3 separate regions of the Mus musculus genome follow, and regions 1 and 3 are each linked to region 2. The links are chromatin loops, found by intact Hi-C in ENCODE. Cell type or tissue: heart. All regions are shown on one strand.

Region 1 (2,500 bases), 54 kb after region 2:
ATTAGTAACATTTTGCTGCCTCCTATTTTATTTGTGAGACATGTAGATGAATTTCTGGTATTTCATATTTTATTTTCCCATTGTTGAAACATTAGGATAGCTGATGATTATTGTCCCTAATTTTCAGTTTTTATTTAGCCTCTTTCTCATATTTTTAAGATATCCCATTCCAGGTTGTTTAAATGGTGTTACAAGATGAATTATGGAGAAAGATTATGAGCATCTTGGAAAAGTTTTTCAAGTTGTACCTATTTATGTGCACACATAATATCTGTTTCTCTTAGCTGGTTATTGATGCTGCAGATCACAGTGTAGAGTGTCGCTGTGGCAGACAGCCAGACCTCTTCTCTCTGCATGTCCCAGACTGGTCTGAAACAAACCTTTCTGTCTTCACCTCTCAGTGCTGGCATTGCAGGTAGTTGTCATGGTGACTGGATTAATTCTGTTTTGCCCTTTTCCTTTCACTCCTCCTCCTCCTCTCCCTCTTCACCTTTACGTTTGCTAGTTTATTTTGTTTTCTTTTGTTTGACACATGGTCTCACGTAACCCAGGCTGGCCTTTGCCTCCCTCTGTAGCCAGGGATAAGCTTGAACTCCTGATTTTTCCACTCTCAAATGCTGGGATTATGGGGCTGTGTAGACATCTGTACACGTCTTCTTGAAGGTGTTCCTCAAGACACTGCTATTAGTAACAAAAATAATGAAAATCATACTTGGTAAGTGCATTTGGTGATGAAAATTAAAATACAAAAATAACAGAACATATATAGTGATGTCATAGATATGATTCTCTCTCTCTCTCTCTCATGCACACACACACATACACACACATACACACACACACATGCACACTTTTTTCCCTATAGAAATCCCAAAGTTACAAAGACTGTTATAAGTTTTATTTCACAAATATGAAATTCTGTCTCAAGTGTCAAGTTGCTTATCTGGTAATTGGGAGAGTTTGATTTGAAGCCAGTGGCAGCCTGTTCCAACACCTGGCATTTCCCCACTGATTGGAAATGCTTCCTTTCAGATACTGAATCCTTTAGTTGTTGGACTGTTTCCTGGTAATCTCTGTACTGTGAATGTTTACCTGTAAACTGGCCTAACCTTAGCCAGTTTGGTTATGATACTTCACTTGCTTTCGGGAGAGACAAAGAACAGAATTTGAAAGGAAAGGAGATACTATGATAAAGTATGATAGGGAGGAGCTGTTTAGTGACTGAAGATGGTGAAGACAATGTTGGGTTCTAAGAAAAGTGGAGAAGGGGACATGTTAAGTCTGAAGGAGCAGTGGATAACAATCTGTACTATAAAGTTTCCAGGGTGTAGGTGCCTCTTTGTTGTAGTTAGCCTTAAGGGAAGGGTTAAGTTAGCCCCTATATTTCTCGGGTACATAAATCTCAAGATGAAAAGAAGTCTTTCTATTAATTGAACAAAATGTCTCCCATAAAGATAACTTATCCTCCTGTCTCTCATAAGATTAGGCACTAAGTTAGATCATAGGTAGAAAAGAGAGGCCATGGGTGCCAGGGAGGTGGGGCTTCTGCTTAGATCCTGACTCTTTTCATTGGGTTGTTTCTGCCCCCCACTGCTAACATTTCCTTTTCATGGGAACTGGATTCTTGAATAATGACTTGAACAGAAATAGTGTTCTGCACTTTAAATTTGGGAAATGACCAGTTTCCTGTGCCGGAAAAAAAGCTGCACTTGAAAATATTATCTATATTGTGTTTCCCCCTTGGCCTTTTCTTTCATTGTGCTGTGCTATTTAAGTTATCTGCTATCGATGTAAATTCCCAACCAGTACAATGTGAAGTATTATATCAAAGGCACAATAGTCTGTCTTCACCGCAGCATAAATATTTGTACAGTATTAAAAATAAAGCAGTTTAGACAATGCCTAATTAAGGATAAGTCATGAAGACAGTCACATGAGATTATGAGCTGGTTTTAGAAATTCATTTCTGGGGCTGAAGAGAGGGCTCCATAGCTAAGAGTGACTTCTGCTTTTGCAGAGCATCTGAGAGTTTGGTTTCCAGCAGTTATGCCAGGTGTCTCGCAGTTGTCTTTAAGTACAGCTTCAGGAGATCTGATGCTATGTTGTGCATCCACAGACACTTATACAAATGATAACATCCCTCCTTCAACACAGATATGTTTTGTGTGTATGGGTGTTTTGCTTCATGTGTATTGGTGTACCATGCCTACAGATGTCAGAAGAAAGTGTCAGCTACTGATGGCACATTAGAACCATCCTATTCTTTTTTTTCTCCTATCTTTTTGGATTTTTTTTTTTGTTGTTGATGTTGTTGTTAATGCCATCAAAATTATATTATTTTTATGTCATTAAGCTCCTTTACAAACAAACAAACAAACAAACAAACAAAACCCAAACTCAAATCCAAAACATTCATCATACCCAAGAGAGTCTAATGTGATTTTATATTGTAAACCAGTCTGATAAATTATAATTATTATTATTGTTTGAGAGTTCATTA
Region 2 (2,500 bases):
TTGCTCTAGAGGTCTATACATAGACAAAATGGCTTGATAGAAATGTGGCTTTCTAACTGGGAACAAATGGCAAGAGAAAACATTCTATTTCATTCAGAGCACTAGATGGAACTCTGTCTTGTTTATATCATTTTTTTCTCTTGGGGGCAAAAAGTGCATTCATTCACTACTACCTGTGGAACACAGAGAGGTTGATTCCCACTAGCTGTTGGGTGTATTTCCTCTGCTTTCTGGTTTCTTTTGTTTATTGTTTACCAGGCTCTGTGAGGTCTGTCTTTTGCGTCCTTTGTTCTTCTGCTATTGTGTGAAGCTGTCCACACTATTTGCCCTTTGCTCCTGGCTGCCTCTAAATAGCCAGATGCAAGGGAAACAGAAAAGCTACCTTTCCCATCAGCGTCATTCATATTATTCAAATATTGAATCTTTAATATGAGAAGAAGGTACGAGATTCCTTTTTGTTTCATGGAAGTCACAATCATATTTTGAAAAGACTTATGGGAAACTGGAGATAACTTTAGTGTAAATAACGAGGGAAACATCTTTAGTTTATCTCAGGTTGCTGAATCTTGGAACAAGTTTGGCCGCCTCTTCCTTGCCTCAGGAGTGCGACTTCCATTTATTTAAATGTCATTAGCTGTACACTATGTAAAGTAGAAAAAATGGCTCTGAAAGTATGTGTTGATAATATCTAGATGGAAATGCAAATGGATCACTTGGTTTGTTAGATTTATAGGTTTTGGTTCTGGTCCCAAGGGAGAATTCAATAAACTTAAACATTAAAATCAAATGCGTTGGCCATTCCATTTCAAAACTGAAGCATAACTAGCTTCTGTGTGTCCTCTGTCAATCAGCTATCATCCACCTGTCTTTCAGGTATCATCTGTCAATCACCTACTATGCATCCTCATCCAACATTTGTATCTTTTTAAAATTACAATTCTTGGAAACAGCTGAGAACAAATATTCTTGAATTTAAACTGATAGTGAAATACTACAGTGAGACTTAAAAAATTTAGATACACCCGGTGTTACAAAGTACTCAGCCAGGGTGATGCTTATTCTATGTGAATCAGTGCATAGGTAAGGGCTGCTACTTTGCTCTGATGTCCTCATTTATCACACTAATTGACATTTCAAGCTTTGACAGAGGTTGTCTGCCTGTGAAATAACATTGTTTGCTGTTTTTTTCTATAAACCGAACCTGTTTCGTAGTAGACGAAAACTCAAAATCAATGTGTTCCTTGTCAAACGCGGGAGGGTCAGTGGTGTGGTTGTTTTGTTCCCAAGCAGTTATGTAACCGCGGGGACTTGTTTCTTTGCTTTCAGACTTGGTGCAAAACACATTAAAGCTAAACAGTGGGCGGGATTCCCAAGAGCAGCCCTCACAAGTGTCCTTCTAGGTTTGGGAACCTCGGATTAGTTCCATCCTGTGTGTGTGTGTGTGTGTGTGTGTGTGTGTGTGTTTAGTTAGCTGGCAGGATACACTTCCCCAGGGTTGTGTTTCCTTTTTCCTGAGATTTGGCTAAGGGTAAAGGGTCGGAGTCACATGGATTGAAAGCATTTGATTGATGTCCAAGTCACCGCTGTGGCTGGAGCCGCCTCCCCTCGGGCTGGAGCCGCGTGAGGCCGGAGCAGCGGGCCGGGCTGGGTTCCCGCTCTCCGGGGACTGTCCCGTTCTGAGTCCAGCGCGTCCCGCGCGTCCCGCGCTCGCACCGCAGCCCGAGCACAGTCCTCTGCCCACACCCCGGCCTCCGGCCAGCATGTGAAGCTACGCGTTCCGGCTGGGACTCGGCAGAGGCGGCAACTTTGCTGGCGGCAGTGGCGGCAGTGGCGGCAGCAGGCGCGGGGCAGCGCACTTGCCCCCAGCTCCGCGCCCCGCCGGCCACCATGAGCGACGAAAGCGCCAGGGAAGTAGACAAGCAGCTTCGCCTGCGCGTGTGCGTGCTCAGCGAGCTGCAGAAGACCGAGCGCGACTACGTGGGCACGCTGGAGTTCCTGGTGTCGGTGAGTAGCCGGCCCCGCGCACGGCACCAAGTCTGGAGCATTGTCTGCGCCAGCACCCGGCATCCGTAAAGGTGACGCGGGGACCGCGGGGACTCGGGGGACAGACCTGTAGATGAACGGGTGCAGAGTGGCCAAGGCCTTGAAGAACTCGCGTGGGAGAAGTTAACCAGTGGCCATTCTGCCTGTTCCATCTGCGCTTAATTTTCTTTATCCATCTCCCAGGGCAAATTTCATTGTGTCATTTTCCTTATCCTCTTTCTTTCGGCTCATATTTTGTTTTGATTTTGTGTCTCAATTTGCTACCTTCAGGTACATGCAGTGTTTTAAAAGTCCTTGAATGTTGTGTAGCCGGAGTCGGTTATTAGATCAACAGCAGTGAAGTCCCTTTAGGTATAATCATTGAAACGTTGGATTCTGAGGGTGGAGGCGAAGGAGCAAGAGCAGCGGGGTCACCATCCCTGGCAGCTGTTGCATATTAAAGCCACATGTGTGCGCC
Region 3 (2,500 bases), 110 kb before region 2:
GGCCAACAGAAATTTATTTAACTGGTACTTATTGAAAACTAGGTATGTACTAAACATTGTACCAATCCTTGGAAATTCAGTACTGAAAAGCCAGGTGTGAACTCTGCTCTCATGGAGCTCAAATGATACCATCAACTCAGTTTTCCAGGCTTTTAGAGCAGTGCAGATTAGGTTAGGGACTAAAACAAAATCCTTGAGTCTTTCTTCAAGTTTTCTAACTGAAGTGTAGAAGAAGGCCTGGAAGCTCAGTGGTTTACAAGCACTGGCTGCTGGAAGAGGACCTAAGTTTGATTCCCACCACCCAGACAGCAGTTTACCACTGTCTATAATTCCAAGCTTGAGGGATCTTTTCTCTTAATAAGCGTTACACACAAATGATACACAGACATCTGTTCAGGCAAAATACTATACACATAAAATAAATTTAAAATAAAGTATAAATGAAAGACTATGTATAAATTAGCCACTAAAACATTAAAGTGGCAATTTAACTTCTATTATAAGCAAACTGTGAGCCAGACTGATGTCATAATGATAGTTTTAATAATTTATAATTCATAGCCTGATTCCCTTTATGGTTTCTCCCATGCTTTCTCTCCCCAATTTCTTCATTTTCTTTACCAAACCACTACAAAAAAACAAAACAAAACAAAAAACCAAAAAACAACAACAACAAAAAACATGCAGCCAAAGAAATGACTCAGTGGCTAAGAGTACTGGTTTTTCTTTCTGAGAACCAGGTTCTATTCACAGCATCTGCATGGTGCTCACAACTGTCTGTATCTCCAATTCCAGGAGATCCAACATCCACTTCTGGTCTCTGTAGACACCTGGTAAGCACGTGGTGTATAGACATCCATATAAAAGAACATATATACACATATTTTAATGTTTTAAATGAGTAAATAAAACCAAAAAACAAGCAAAATCAAAAAGTAAAAAGTACCAGCACTTGGGAGGCAGAGGCAGGCCTGGTTTACAAAGTGAGTTCCAGGACAGCCAGGGCTATACAGAGAAACCCGGTCTCAAAAAACCAAAAAAAAAAAAAAAAAAAAAAAAAAAAACAACCAAACAAAAACAAAAAACAACTCTCAGCAAAGTTCTAGTAACCAATTTCAACCACTGGGTTAATATTAATTTTTGATAAGCCCAATGATACATAATGAAACTGAAAAGGTCAGTTTAGGAAGTTTGGAAGGACACGAAAACACTTGCCTCTCTAGAAGGGAGAGGGTAATTAACATTCCTCAGACCACAGGGAAGAAAGCGACCTGCGGGTGGGGACATATCCCGCAGGACTGATTGTTGCCTACTGTCAGACAAGGGAAATGCTTGTCACCTCATTCCCTAAAGACCAATCAGTTTAAAGGGGGCAGTGTTCCACCAATCAAGTTGTGCCCAGTTGCCGATGCTCTATCCTGCTCCTGGAAACCATATAAAAACTAACTGAAAGGATGGTGGTGGTGGCTACCTTTCCTTCAGATCTGAGATGACCCCAGTGCACTGGAACAATAAATTTCTCTTGCATTTTGCATCGATACCGATTCCGGCTCCAAGTGGTTACTCAGGTGGTCCTGGGTAAGCTAAGGCTCCCCGGAGTCTTACAAAACTGAGTGATTTGCATCATGAAAGACTACCAGAGTCTGCGGCAAGAGAGACTATGCTGCTTTCAGCTCTGACTCACTTCCTCTTGCAGCAGATTCATCACAGCTCACAAAGCCCTTGCTTGCAACCCACTACAGCCATCACAGACTCCAGCTAACAGCTGCTTCCTTAGGTCGCTGAGCACTGGGGTGGGCACCAAGCTCTCTGAGAGCATGGCAAATATAACCTCACATCTACTCTAAAGCACTGGCGATTGCCTTGATTCCTGGGATTTGGGAGATAAACATATAAATTATCATTTATATGATATATAAATTATGTGATGCTTTACAGAATATATATATATATATATATATATATATATATATATATATATATATACCATATTATATATTATATGCATATGCATGTGTGTGACATATGCTTGTGTTTGACATATGTTCATGGGACATGAAAGCATACATAAGAGGCTGGACAAAAGAAGTAGACTAGAAGGAGAAAGAGGAAGAAATGAGGAAAGCAGAGGAAGAGGAGACATGAGCAGGTGAATATAAAAAATATCTTATACTTTAAGGAAACTATATTAATAAAGTTGATCACTATTATGAATGAAAGATTTCTCCTTTATACATTTTTATTCTTTGTAGATAATATCACAAGACTCTGGTGAGGTATTTTGAACTCATCCATGTACACAAAAACGCTATCTGCTGGTTTACCTTGCTTTGTGAAGGCAGAACATCTTCTCTTGTAGGTCTTTGAGCTGTAGTGTGCCCTCTCAGACAGTGTCCACTCATAGGGGATATAGACGTCATTTGGGGTGGAACTCTTGAGGTCTTTTCAAGCTCAGTCTGTTGTGTAAGATTACTAAATACTTCAGAGGGTCTTTGATAGA

Evidence for each region. A loop is a pair of places that touch in the nucleus more often than their neighbours do. Peaks named below come from ENCODE experiments on the same cell type or tissue, not always from the same donor. Only the 100,000 strongest peaks of a DNase experiment are listed, where the experiment ranks them.
Region 1: a loop joins it to region 2, with 4 times the contacts of the local background. A loop is called at or near these places in 7 of 42 quality-filtered maps.
Region 3: a loop joins it to region 2, with 2.3 times the contacts of the local background. A loop is called at or near these places in 5 of 42 quality-filtered maps.

Annotation. Positions count from the first base shown.
Region 1 is chr1:11,045,498-11,047,997 of GRCm38, forward strand. All of the region lies in intron 1 of Prex2 (phosphatidylinositol-3,4,5-trisphosphate-dependent Rac exchange factor 2), which reads left to right. Among named protein-coding and RNA genes, the nearest start is that of Prex2, 53 kb to the left of the region's middle. In heart, no CTCF peak of the experiment used is centred here; a DNase peak (open chromatin) is centred at 1,544.
Region 2 is chr1:10,991,906-10,994,405 of GRCm38, forward strand. Prex2 (phosphatidylinositol-3,4,5-trisphosphate-dependent Rac exchange factor 2) reads left to right here and starts at 1,560. Exons shown (of 40, transcript NM_029525.1): 1 at 1,560-2,004. The coding sequence starts at 1,888. In heart, no CTCF peak of the experiment used is centred here; a DNase peak (open chromatin) is centred at 1,456; H3K4me3 peaks cover 1,259 bases; H3K27ac peaks cover 1,124 bases.
Region 3 is chr1:10,878,825-10,881,324 of GRCm38, forward strand. No RefSeq gene overlaps it. Among named protein-coding and RNA genes, the nearest start is that of Prex2, 110 kb to the right of the region's middle. In heart, a CTCF peak has its summit at 1,278; no DNase peak of the experiment used is centred here.